2 separate regions of the Homo sapiens genome follow, and region 2 is linked to region 1. A link is a contact called in ENCODE Hi-C or POLR2A ChIA-PET data. All regions are on one chromosome and are shown on one strand. Each heading gives the region's core, a stretch centred on a gene start or an enhancer-like site at or near the end of the contact. The rest is flanking DNA. Distances are from core to core; before and after follow the strand shown.

Region 1 (6,667 bases), core at 2,867-5,366:
CGGGGCCACTCCTGAAATGGCTGACGGCTCAGCAGAGTGGACAGAGGCCTCGTCCTCCTAGTCACTGCAGTGCACGTCCTTCTGACTTGTACTTTCCACCAAATGAGCATCTGTAAACCTAAAGCAAGAGCATGTTTCTGTCAAAGAAATATCTTTTCCTTTCTTTCTGACCACTTGTGTAATTCTGGTCTTTCAGATTTTTACCAAAAATAAAATCACAGCAGTAGAAAGTTGTAACAGATATTTCAGGATGGAAAAGTTGCCTAAATGCTGTTAAACTGATTTTTCTAACTTCAGGAGTTTTTCTTAAATGTGAAAGATATCCTTCGCGCTCCTGTTGACATCACTGGTCAGTTTGAGAAGTGGGGAGAAGAAGAAGCAGAACTGAATAAGAAGTAAGGTGGTGCCATTTCTTTGGGGTTTTTGAGCATGCCCATGTTCTATGCCTAGCCTCGCATCTTGGCCACCATGTGTCCTGGACTGTCGAGGAAGGGCTGGGGACACTGTCGTACGTTGTGCAGAATTAATTCAGGATAGGCGGCTCTGCTAATGGGAGCTGCTCTGGGTGTTGAAGTGCATGGAGAATTTCTTTTTTGTTTTTTCTTTTTGAGACGGAGTTTCGCCCTTGTTGCCCAGGCTGGAGTGCAGTGGCGTGATCTCGGCTCACCACAACCTCCACCTCCCGGGTTCGAGCGATTCTCCTGCCTCAGCCTCCCGAGTAGCTGGGGTTACAGGCATGCGCCACCATACCTGGCTAATTTCAGATTTTTAGTAGAGGTGGGGGTCTCTCCATGTTTGTCAGGCTGGTCTCGAACTCCCGACCTCAGGTGATCCGCCCACCTCAGCCTCCCAAAGTGCTGGGATTATAGGCGTGAGCCACTGCGCCTGGCCACATGGGGAATTTCTATGGTGTGTTTTCAGGTCTGACTTCACATTCCTTCCTCTTTGTTGCTCAGCTTTTATGACAAGAAGACAGCAATTCACAAAGCCCTCTGTGACAATGTTGACACCCGCACCGTCATGGAAGAGATGCGGGCCTTGGTCAGTCAGTGCAACCTCTATATGGCAGCCCGGAAAGCCGTGAGGAAGAGGCCCAACCAGGCTCTGCTGGAGAACATCGCCCTGTACCTCACCCATATGCTGAAGGTAAGCCAGGCCCCAGGCAGGCGTATCCCTCAGCCTGTGTGGACACAGGAGCCAGGCCCCAGGACTGGGAGAACAGAGGCCTCTGGTGCCCCCCAGTGCTGTGCCTGGTGCCCAGCACCTCTGAGACGTGGAGATATGCTTCTGTCCTCTTTGGTTCCTGGTGTGCTTTTCACGCGTTAGAAATAACACCCATAAGCGGAGCACAGTGGCTCACATCTATAATCCAACACTGTGGGAGGCCAGGTGAGTGTATCACCTGAGCCCAGGAGTTCAAAACCAGCCTGGACAACATAGTGAGATCCCGGGTCTATAAAATATATTAAAAATTAGCCAGGTGTGGTGGCACACACCTGTTTTCCAGCTGCTTGGGAGGCTGAGGTGAGGGGCTCGCTTGAGCCCAGGAGGTTGAATAGTGAGGTGTGATTGCACTACTGCACTCCACTCTGGGCAATAGAGGGGAGACCCTGTCTCAAAACCAGACAAAAATAAGTAACATCCATATAGTTGTCCTTACTCAGAGCTATTTCTTTCCTTTGACTCCGTTTCCCTCTACTCCCATCTTGGAGTTTGAAAAGCAAAACCACGCCAGGCGCTGTGGCTCACGCCTGTAATCCCAGCACTTTGGGAGGCCAAGGCGGGCGGATCACAAGGTCAGGAGATGGAGACCATCCTGACTAACACGGTGAAACCCCGTCTCTACTAAAAAAAATACAAAAAACTAGCCAGGCATGGTGGCGGGTTCCTGTAGTTCCAGCTACTCGGGAGGCTGAGGCAGGAGAATGGCATGAACCCAGGAGGCAGAGCTTGCAGTGAGCCAAGATTGCGCCATTGCACTCCAGCCTGGGCGACAGAGTGAGATTCCATCTCAAAAAAAAAAAAAAAAGAGAAGCAAAACCAGGGACAAGGCCTCCTCTCTGAACACATCCTGTGCAGAGCCCTTCCCCGCAGTGCACCTTGAAAGGCCAGCAGGGCCTGGACTCAACTCCCCTCCCCTCTCCTCCTCTTTCCTTGTTGTTGGGCTCCAGTGGCTTCTGGCTGAAACAGAGCTGGAGAGGGTAGCTGTGAGTCAGGGCCATCCTGGAGCAATGAGGGCACCCTCAGGCTCGGGTTTCTGGGGCTCCTGGAGCTGCTGCTTCCATCTCTTTCCTGGTCTTGGGGCACCCCCTCCCGTGAACGAGGAACACAGCTCACAGCTGCTCGCCACATGCCGCCTTCATCTTGCCGCAGCTTCAGGTCCCATCTGTTTCTTTTCCTAGATCTTTGGGGCCGTAGAAGAGGACAGCTCCCTGGGATTCCCGGTCGGAGGGCCTGGAACCAGCCTCAGTGTGAGTAGCATGCAGGGTCCTGCCTTCTGCACCTGCTCCCTCCCCACTCCCTACCCCTCTGTGTCCCTCTGAACTGCCCCTCCTCTGTCTGCCCACCCACACCAGACCCTTCCGGACAGCGCCTCGAGCTAAATGGCAATTCTGGCTCTGAGAGTGCTAAGTGTGGTCAGCTGCCCTGCCGGTGTGGAGGGTCTGCTTTGGTTGTGACTGTTGGTTTGGGGCACTTTGCCATTGTGCTGTCCCATGAGCTTGGTCTTGGACCCCAACTACATAGGCCGCTGCTTATTTGCATTTTGCTGCGGCCACTTGGCATCATGAACACACATGACTTCGTCACATATACTGACCTGTATTCAGTAAATGCTTCATCGAAAGGCTGCAGAGCTCACAAACAGCACAGAATTTACACTGATGGGGAGATACGCCACTGTCTGCCTCGGTCCCCATGGGGCTGGGCAGATGCCCTAACAGGCCCAGTCCTGACCCTGAGCCCAGGTCGGTCCACATGGCCTGAGCCAGGACCCCCTGCCCCAGAGCTGTGGCCCACAGGTCAGGGGGAGGTCATCCTGTAGAGCCCCCTGTCTAGTGGGTCTGTGCGGTGAGAAAATCCATCCAGAACACCCTGGCAGTCTGTTGCTGGCTTCTGTTTGCAGTTGGCATGTGAGCAGACACACACTGTCAGTCCTGTCCTTCTGCTGTAGAACCCCTGTCCCGTCTGACACACCCACAGTCAGGCTTCTTAAAGATGGACTTCCACCTGCTCCCAGGTCAAGAATGCTCTTTGACTATTCGATTAGAATGCAGATCTAAATATTTAAATAGAACAACTGTAATTTTAATTAAAACAGGAGCTTAATACAAAGTCAAAATGCAAAACCTTTTTAAAATCCTGTTTCCTAATGACAAGTGGTGTGAAGAGCCCCCATGCGGATGGAGCTTACAGATGCTCCCCCAGGAACCAACTTGCAAAGAGAAAACAGTCCGTGTTGTAAGAAGTCCTGCCAGAGCACCTAGCCCATGTGCCTGGTGCCTTTTGCCAGCCTTAGCGCTAGCTAGCTTGGTTGTGGTAGTTGGTGTGGTATTTTTGAGACTTCCTGATATGAACCTTCTTTGGTGCTTTTAAGAAAACCCACATAGCTTCTTTGTTCTCTTGCGCAAATGATACTAAGATATTTATTTTCTTTAAAAACAAAAAACCAAAACACACCTCCTGGGTTAAAGTCAGCCTGCCTTTGAACTGCAGTGTTTTTCATCTTAACGGCTGCTGTGGTTGTGGGGGTGCCTTCAGCGTGCTGTGGACACGCATCCGCATCCCCCAGGCAGCCTCATTTGGCCTTTGCAGTCAGCTGATTGCGAAGAAGCAGCTGCGGCGAATGGTGAGCCTGCTGACAAAACGTCCTGTGCCCACACATCATGGCCATTTGACGTTCATGGATTAACTTCCAAATCCAAATGGTTTTAGGAGCAAGGGAGGCAGTTCCTCCATCTTGTACCACCTCAGTGTCGCCACACAGCCACCTGCTAGCATGCTCAGGTGGGGGTTGCAGCCCCAGGCGTTCTTGAGACACACCCCTGCAGCCATTCTGAGAGTTCCCCTCCAGTGCCCCTAGGGCTGGAACTGAGCCTAGCAGTGGGGTGAATGCCTCCCTTTCTGTCCTTCCCCAAGGCTTGTCTGGGCTGGCTGTGTGGTGGGTGGAGATACAGATCGAAAACCCCCAAGAAGTCCAAAGTTCAGATGCAGAATTGGGTCTCAGGGAGCTTGGCTTAGACTTAAGGGCTTGCTAGCCTGCCTGACTTTTGCACTTGCTAAATTTGTGTGTTTCTGTTTTTGAGACAGAGTCTCACTCTGTCGCCCATGCCAGTCCCTGCCCTGTGTCGTGGCCGCTGAGCTATTATTCAGTTATGGATATAGGAGTGTGAGCAGCTCTCAGCGAACAAAAACTCTTCTTTCCACAGCTGGAGTGCAGTAGCGCAATCTCCGGTCACTGCACCCTCTGCCTCCCGAGTTCAAGTGATTCTCCTGCCTCAGCCTCCTGAGTAGCTGGGACTACAGGCATGCACCACCATGCCCGGCTAATTTTTTTTTGTATTTTAGTAGAGACGGGGGTTTCACTATGTTGGCCAGGCTAGTCTTGAACTCCTGACCTCATGATCCACCCACTTCGCCCTCCCAAAGTGCTGGGATTACAGTTGTGAGTCACCGCGCCCAGCCAGCACTTGCTAATGTTTTTATTTTGGTTACTGAGCTGCTGAATCAGCTAAGGGGCAGGGAGCAACCTTGCTCAAAAGCCTAAAACCTTTTCTGTCCTATTAGAAAAAGAGAAATGCTAGCACAGCATGGTGGCTCACGCCTGTAATCCCAGCACTTTGGGAGGCTGAGGTGGGTGAATCACCTGAGGTCGGGAGTTCGAGACCAGCCTGACCAACATGGAGAAACCCTGTCTCTACTAAAAATACAAAATTAGCTGGGCGTAGTGGCGCATGCCTGTAATCCCAGCTACGCGGGAGGCTGAGGCAGGAGAATCGCTTGAACCTGGAAGGTGGAGGTTGCGGTGAGCCGAGATCGCCATTGCATGCCAGTCTGGGCAATGAGAGCAAAACTCCATCTCAAAAAAAAAAAGGGGAAATGCTTTGGGAGGCCAAGGCGGGCAGATCACAAGGTTAGGAGATTGAGACCATCCTGGCCAACAAGGTGAAACCTCATCTCTACTGAAAATACAAAAATTAGCCAGGCGTGGTGGCGCTTGCCTGTAATCCCAGCTACTCGGGAGGCTGAGGCAGGTGAATCGCTTGAACCTGGGAGGCTGAGGTTGCAGTGAGCCGAGATCACACCATTGCACTCCAGCCTGGCAACAGAGCAAGATTCCGTCTTAAAAAAAAAAAAAAAAAAAAAAAAGGGAAATATAGTAGAAAGGTTTTTCTATCCTGTGGCCACCTCCCCAGTGTTACTGTGGGTGGTGAATCTACGTGTAGCTGCTAATGTGCATGTAGATAGTAGGTGCTTAATGGAGATCATTCATCTTAAACAAGTGTATGTGTGACCACAGATCAGACGAAAGCACGGCCCGGGAGCCGCCAGCCTCAGCATAGGTAAGGCCCCAGCCTGGGGAGTGATGTCCTTGGGCTCCTTAGGAAATAGTCCCTCCCAGAGCTGGCCCCTCTGAAACCATAAAGACAAGCTGTTTCACAGCAGCGTGTCTGACCTGAGGAAAGCAGGGCCTGTCAGCAGCTGGGCAGAGCGGCGGCAGACCCACCTGCTGCAGTAGAAAGGAAGCTCACTTCATGCTCTCTGGCCTGAGAGTCTGTGTGACTCGCACACCTAGCAGGGACTGTGTGTCAGGGACGAGAGCGTCCAGGCTCTGGGATGCCGGTCACAGCTGTAGTGTGCACAGCAGCACTGCCCATGCCAGTCCCTGCCCTGTGTCGCGGCCACTGAGCTATTATTCTGTTATGAATATGGGAGTGTGAGCAGCTCTCAGTGAACCAAAACTGTTCTTTCCGCAGCTCGAGGCCACAGTCATGCCCTACCTTCAGGTGTTATCAGAATTCCGAGAAGGAGTGCGGAAGATTGCCCGAGAGCAAAAAGGTGAGGACCAGTTGCTGGAAAGAGTGTGGGAGCCACTCCCCTCACTGGGCTCCCCGGACCGGGCGTCTCCCCCGAGGCACTATGGCGTTCAGGCCGGATCATCCTCTGGGAAGGCTGCCCCGTGCACCACAGGGTGTTGAACGGCATCCCGGGCCTGGACCCACCAGGTGCATTAGTACCACACGCTCCAGTCACCACAGCCCCACATGTCCCTGCAGGGCAGAATCCTCGAGTGAGTGCAGCTGAGTGGGCAGTGGGGACCGAGGATGTGATATGATGGGCCAGGGTTGATTTGCCTCTCCTTCTCTGAGCCGAGGCAGAATGGTGGGTCCTCTGACCAGCCCAGTCACCACCTGCCATTTGGCTCACACTGGGGCTTATTTTTGTTCCTGGTGACCTGGTAGGCTGGGTGCGCTGAGGTGTGGCTCGTTCCTGCTGCCGAGTGGAGCCGAGCTGCAGCTTCCAGGGTTCCCTTTTCTGCTCAGGCATGCCAGATGAATGCTTGAACTTGGGGTTCACACAGTGGCCCCTCACTGTCCATAAGCAGCCATTCCTTCATCTTTTTGTTTGTTTGTTTGTTTGAGATGGAGTCTCACTCTGTCTCCCAGGC
Region 2 (6,667 bases), core at 2,218-4,717, 82 kb before region 1:
CTGCCATTACCACATCTCACAGAATAGTTGCACTACCCTAAAAATCCCTTATGATTAGACGTGACTAGATGGAGCCACATATTCCTCAGTCCCTCCAGGCCCTGGCTTTTTCCGGAATGTCATGTAGTTGGAATCATACGGTGTGGAGCGTTTTCAGATTGGCGTCTTTCACTTGGCAATATGCACTTAAAGATTCCTCCACTAGGCATGATGGCTCATGCCTATAAATCCCTGCACTTTGGGAGGTAGAGTTGGGGGAATCACTTGAGCCCAAGAGTTCAAGACCAGCCTGGGCAACATGGCAAAACCCTGTCTCTACAAAAAGTACCAAAAAACTAGCCAGGCATGGTGGTGCACCTGTGGTCCCAGCCTTGGGAGGTTGAAGTGGGAGAATAACCTGAGCCCAGGGGGCAGAGGCTTTGAGGAGCCATCGTGGCACCAGTGCATGCCAGCCTGGGCTGGCGTGAGATCCCATCTCAAAAAAAAAAAAAAAATCTTTGCTGGGCTCAGTGGCTCACAACTGTAATCCCAGCACTTTGGGAGGTTGAGGCAAATGGATCACCTGAGGTCAGGAGTTTAAGACCAGCCTGACGAACATGGAGAATCTCCGTCTCTAATAAATATACAAAATTAGCCAGACATGGTGATGCATGCCTGTAATCCCAGCTACTCAGGAGGCTGAGGCAGGAGAATCACTTGAACCCGGGAGTTGAAGGATGCAGTGAGCTGAGATCATGTCATTGCACTCCAGCCTGGGCAACAAGAGCGAAACTCCATCTCCAAAAAAAAAAAAAAAAAAAAAAAAAATTCCTTCATGTCTTTTTATGGCTTGATAGCTCTGGATTTCTTTTTAATTTTTGCTGATTGAAGGTTTTTGTTTGTTTGAATTATTTGAACCTGAGGTTTCGTGGCTTTGATGAAGTCCAGAAAATTTTAGCCATTTTTTTTAAGTGCCTCACTCCTGATTTCTCCATTTTTCCTAGAACTCCAATGAGACAGAATTTGAACCATCTCCTCCTTTGCTTTGTCTCTCTTAATGTTTCCATCGTATCTCTTATCTCTTTGCATTCTAGATAACTTATGTAGATGTATCTTTAACTCTAATTAACTTGACGTGTAACTCATCCACTGAGTTTTCCATTTTGATATATTGTTTCCCAAGAAGTTCTACTTGGTTTCATTTCAAACCTGCCTGGTTTTTTTGTTTGTTTGTTTTTATTTTTGTTTTGAGACGAAGTTGGGGTTTCACTCTTGTTGCCCGGGCTGGAGTGCAATGGCATGATCTCAGCTCACTGCAACCTCCACCACCTGGGTTCAAGCAATTCTCCTGCCTCAGCCTCCTGAGTAGCTGGGACTACAGGCGCCCGCCACCACGCCCAGCAAATTTTTTGTATTTTTAGTAGAGATGGGGTTTCACCGTGTTGGCCAGGCTGGTCTCAAACTCCTGACCTCGGGTGATCCGCCTGCCTCGGCCTCCCAAAGTGCTGGGATTACAGGTGTGAGCCAGTGCGCTCGGCCTTGCCTGTTCTTTTTATACTCGTGCATTGTTCCTTGGTCATGTTTCCAATCCTTTCTCATAAATCTTTGAGCATTGTAATAAGCACAGTTGTTTTATCATCTCTAGCTGGTCACTCTCATATTCTGTTTTGTTTGCTGCTGTGTCCTCACTGACCATAGTGTTGCCCTTGAAGGTGCTCGATAATTATTCAAAGAATGGCTGTATTTAGTAAAACCTTGGGATTCTAATTTGCTAGTTTTGTGTTTGTTTGTTTTCGTTTTGTTGGCTGAAATTGTTTTGTTGGCTCTCACATTTTCTTAGTAGGTTGTTTCTGGGACACAGAGGAAGTATAGATTTGAATCCCAAACTTACCCTACACATTCATGGAGAGTTCTGGGGTTTCTTTTTAACCCCGGAGCGCAGGCCCAATACAAATGTTTCCTTGACTCTCCCTCTGGAATGAACGGCCTTTCTGCGACTGTTCCTTCTGTTGAGGGTGTAGCCATGTGAGAGTGCCTGCTTAGTGGAAATGTCTCGGAAAAAATCTCTCCTGGTTACTCTGACCCAAGGACCTGTCTACCACTTTCCACGGCAACCTCAGAAACCAAGATCTCAGATCGACAAATGCCCCTCTTTCTCTTCCCCCCTTTTCCTCTCCTCCTCCTCCCATCTTCCCCTTCTTTCCTCTCCTCCTCCTCCCATCTTCCCCCTCTTTCCTCTTCTCCTCCTTCCATCTTCCCCCTTTCCTCTCCTTCTCCTGTCTTCCCTCTTTCCTCTCCTCCCCCTCCCGTCTTCCCCCTCTTTCCTCTTCTCCTCCTCCCACCTTCCCCCTCTTTCCTCTTCTCCTCCTCCCATCTCCTCCCTCTTTCCTCTCCTCCTCCCGTCTTCTCCCCTTTATTTTTTCTTGTGGGAGAATTCCCATCTTTTCTTGCATGCTCATTGACTCATCCATGCTTCATATATTTTTTCAACTTTTTATTATGGCAAAGTTCAAACATATATCAAAGTACAGTACACCCCATATACCCACAGCACAGCAATGCACCCACCTTCATGCTCTCCCCTGAATTAATTGGAAGTAAATCCCAAATATCATGTCATGTCATTTGTGTATTTTATTTTATTTTATATCACTAAAGTTAAGGATTTCCCTTCTTTCTTTCTTTCTTTCTGTCTTTTTTTTTTTTTGACAGAGTCTTGCTGTGTTGCCCAGGCTAGAGTGCAATGGTGCAATCTCAGCTCACTGCAACCTCCGCCTCCTGAGTTCAAACGATTCTCCTGCCTCAGCCTCCCGAGTAGCTAGCATTACATGCGTGCGCCACCACACCTAGCTAATTTTTGTATTTTTAGTAGAGATAGGGTTTCACCATGTTGGCCAGGCTGGTCACAAACTCCTGCCCTCAGGTGATCAGCCTACCTCGGCCTCCCAAAGTGCTGGGATTACAGGCGTGAGCCCCCACGCCAGGCCGGGATTTCCCTTCTTAACCATAGCCACAATACTATCATCAGATGAAAAACAAACAAACAAACTCTTAGTTGTCATCGAGTCTACAATCTGGTTCATATCCCCAGCTGCCACGTGCCTGTGTCTTGATCCCCCACACACGTGACAGTTGGCCGTTTGGCTGGGTCTCTGCATCAGGCCATGCTCCGTGCATGGATGTCCTATGTTTACATCTCCTTGATGTCCCTCCCTCCTGTTTTTCCCTTGCAGAGTATTACTCATTTCCTCCTAGTCCCCTCTAGCATGGATTTTCCTGGCTGCATTCCTCTGCCCTGGGGATTTCCTATAAACCACGAATTGATTTGATCTCGAGATGCCTGATCACGTTCAGCACAGTTTTTTTCAACACGACGCTTAATGGGGGTTTTGTGTCTTTCCACAGCAGGGTGCACAGGGCCTGTTGTTCCTTGTGACATTAGTGGACATTGATTCTCAATGCCTGGATCCATTCATGTAAAAGGCATTGCTAGATGGTGACGTTCCATCCTCTTTCACTTAATCACCGGAAGGCTTCTCAAAAGAGAAACTTCCCCTTGTCTACTATGTGGTTACCCAACAGGATTGGTTTGTTTTAGGATAAATCCCAGGTTTTTTATATTTTCAAAATAATGATTTTTTTCCCCTGCTGTCTTCCAAAGGTGACTGGCGAAGGTCATTATTGCCACGTATTATTTGATAGGAACGTATTTGGTGATTTCAGAACCTTTCAGTTATTAACTTTATTGATATTGAAATTGCCCCATCTTTGGCCAATGGGGGCCATAGTTGGCTCAGGGGCCCCCTGCACACCCCAGTACCTCTGCTGGTATTCTTCCTTCTGCCCTGACCATGTGTGCACCTAGGACATTTCCTACACTAGACCTCAAATCGACCATTTCTCCCGGGAGCTCCAGGTTCCCTTCACTAGGAAATAATATTTAGTGATCACAATCTGGAGGTCAGACCTGCTTTGCTTTTCTTTCTTTTCTTTTCTTTTTTTTTTTTTTTTTTGAGACAGAGTCTCACTCTGTTGCCCAGGCTAGAGTGCAGTGGTGTGATCTTGGCTCACTACAACCTCCGCCTCCTGGGCCTTCTTCCTCTCCGTGGAGCCTGGAGACCTCCCCCCATCAGAGCTGCACAGAGATGCCGCTTTGTCTTTCTAGGCTGCATAGCTTTCCATCGTGCTCATGGGCCAGGGTGCACTCACACAGCCCCCTCTGGAGGGATTTGGGGGTGTTTCAAGCCTTTGTTGCAACAAGTAGCTTGTTGTTTCTTTTCTTCATTTTTAAGAGACATATTCTGCCACACATTTCTAAGTGGTTTTTAGAGTGCAAATGTTTGGGTTTTGATGGTGGAGGTGGTGGTGCTTCTTTAATTAGATTACCTCCTCCATATGCCAGACATGGAAAAGTTGTTCTTTCCTTCATTAATTGAAAAAAAACAAAACAAAGAAAGACGTATTAATTTTTTTAAACATACGGGATGCCATCATGGGTGCTGGTGCCCTCTGTGTTCTGGGTGCCATCCTGGGACGCAGCAGTGAGCGAGAAGATGCCTGCCCTCAGGAGCCCAATGCCAGAGCGGGAACTGCAGAGTCAAGTGAAGCACGATGCATGTCTCACAGGGCTGGTGGCCTCCCAGGAGGCTGGAACAGGAGGCGACACCTGACATGAGCAAAGGCCCTGGCGAGGACAGAGCCCCCTTAGTGGGGGAGACGGCCCCTGAGGGACCAGGCGTGCCTCCCAGGCTCCGTGCCTCCCAGGCTCCGCACCTCCCAGGCTCCGCACCCCCACCAGCCTCTCCCTGTGGGGTTCTGCTCCCAGCGCCTCCTGTCCTTCTCACCCTCCCAGGGACTGACACAGGCCTCCCAGGGATCGGTGCTGCTGGGTCGGGACTCAGGGATCGGTGCTGCTGGGTCGGTACTCAGCAGGGCCTGGGGCTCAGCAGGGCTGGGGCCGCCTGGCCCCTGACACTGGCTGCATTTCAGGAATCCTGTATGGCACGATGACCCTGGAGCTGGGTGGGAAGGTCACCATCGAGTGTGCGAAGAACAACTTCCAGGCCCAGCTGGAATTCAAACTCAAGGTAGCGCTGGCTGCAGCCTGGGGGAGACGAGGCCAGGGAAGGAACGAAGCCTTGGGGATCCCCCTCACACTCTCCCCAGGCCCCAAGGAAGGTTCCCCAAGGCAGTGCACATAAGGGGAGCAGCTGTTGACATCCCGGAACACAGACAGGGCCCAGAGAAGGGAGGCTGCTGCCTGCAGCCACACAGCAGAGCCAGCCTAGGCCCTGTCTCTGTGGCAGGGACACTACATCCTTGAGCGGAGGCGTGGGGGTCCCGAAGGCCTCGTTGGCGAGGGTTGGGTCCATCCCTCCTGGGCTCCCAGGCACCCCAAGAGAATAACTGTTCCGTGCCCCCATGAGGATGTGATTCTGGAGGCCCCAGCCCCCGCTCACTGGGCTCTGTTCTGGGTGTGGCCCCGCAGCCCTTCTTCGGGGGTAGCACCAGCATCAACCAGATCTCGGGAAAGATCACGTCGGGAGAGGAAGTCCTGGCGAGCCTCAGTGGCCACTGGGTAAGGGGCCGTCCCTCAGGGCAGGCACGGCCGGGCGGTCAACGCCAGGCCAGCCTCTGACCCCGCTGGCCATCTGGGGCAGGACAGGGACGTGTTTATCAAGGAGGAAGGGAGCGGAAGCAGTGCGCTTTTCTGGACCCCGAGCGGGGAGGTCCGCAGACAGAGGCTGAGGCAGCACACGGTGCCGCTGGAGGAGCAGACGGAGCTGGAGTCCGAGAGGTGAGGCCTGTCAGCGCCCAGGGACCCTGCTGACCACAGCCTGACATGGCCAAGCAGGCAGGTCAGCAGGGCTACAGTGCTGTGAGCATGGCCCCAGGATGTCCCTGGCAGGGAGGGCAGGCCTGGTGCACCCCTGGTGGCAGATCACGTGTCCTGGAAAGGACAGATGGAGGGAAGGGGTGTGGCCTGGAGAGGAGCCGGCTGCCGTGACCTCTCACTGCATCACTGCCGGCGAGTGACCAACAGGTGCACAGGGAGGTCCCTGCAGGCGGGAGATGGGAGCTCAGTGTTGGAAAAACCCATCTCATGGACAAAAGAAAAGCTCTCTTCAAAGTAGTGAGCTCCCTGTCACTGTAGGCAATCACGCAGAGGTTGCTCTGTGCCTTCCTTCTGGTGCCAAGGGGCCCTGATTCCTAGCTGCCTAGGGGTCGGGCTGCCCGGGCCACTGGCTCAGGATGGGTCACTGGCCCGCAGGCTCTGGCAGCACGTCACCAGGGCCATCAGCAAGGGCGACCAGCACAGGGCCACACAGGAGAAGTTTGCACTGGAGGAGGCACAGCGGCAGCGGGCCCGTGAGCGGCAGGAGAGCCTCATGCCCTGGAAGCCGCAGCTGTTCCACCTGGACCCCATCACCCAGGAGTGGCACTACCGATACGAGGAGTGAGTGCCGACAAAGCCCTGGGGGCCACAGGGTGGGGCTGGGCCTAGCAGACGGGCTGAGAAGGGCCCAGGGGCTCCTGGCTTCCCTCTCACCTTCAGCCTGTCCCCTGGAGGAGTCGGTGGGGGAGGGTCAGATAGTGACACCCCCCATCATCAGTCCTTACTGCAGGCCCTGCCCATGGGGTGTGGGCAGTGGTCATTCTCCTGGAGGTCTCTGGCCACTGTTGGGGG

Evidence for each region. A loop is a pair of places that touch in the nucleus more often than their neighbours do. ChIA-PET counts read pairs that join two places held with the same protein, here RNA polymerase II (POLR2A). Pooled maps may share reads with other maps.
Region 2: a map of naive thymus-derived CD4-positive, alpha-beta T cell shows a loop between it and region 1 (4-fold over the local background). The contact joins two enhancer-like sites. A Hi-C loop is called at or near these places in 3 of 168 maps with a recorded cell type or tissue (Caco-2 and naive thymus-derived CD4-positive, alpha-beta T cell), 2 of 37 single-sample maps with no recorded cell type and 8 of 50 pooled maps. POLR2A ChIA-PET finds 5 or more read pairs at or near these places in 9 of 52 experiments (AG04450, BJ, CD4-positive, alpha-beta T cell and 6 more).

What each region holds. Positions count from the first base shown.
Region 1 is chr11:3,011,585-3,018,251 of GRCh38, reverse strand. CARS1 (cysteinyl-tRNA synthetase 1) reads left to right here. Exons shown (of 23, transcript NM_001014437.3): 15 at 298-395; 16 at 957-1,146; 17 at 2,403-2,471; 18 at 5,976-6,057. Among named protein-coding and RNA genes, the nearest start is that of CARS1-AS1, 14 kb to the left of the region's middle. RefSeq lists an enhancer at 3,338-3,837. Within about 2 kb of position 4,116, at least 5 of the 41 ENCODE cell types and tissues checked have a DNase peak (open chromatin) inside an H3K27ac peak, as active enhancers do.
Region 2 is chr11:3,092,636-3,099,302 of GRCh38, reverse strand. It overlaps OSBPL5 (oxysterol binding protein like 5), which reads left to right. Exons shown (of 22, transcript NM_020896.4): 15 at 4,969-5,066; 16 at 5,468-5,557; 17 at 5,640-5,776; 18 at 6,251-6,436. Among named protein-coding and RNA genes, the nearest start is that of CARS1, 39 kb to the right of the region's middle. RefSeq lists enhancers at 4,929-5,736, 6,545-6,667. Within about 2 kb of position 3,467, at least 13 of the 41 ENCODE cell types and tissues checked have a DNase peak (open chromatin) inside an H3K27ac peak, as active enhancers do.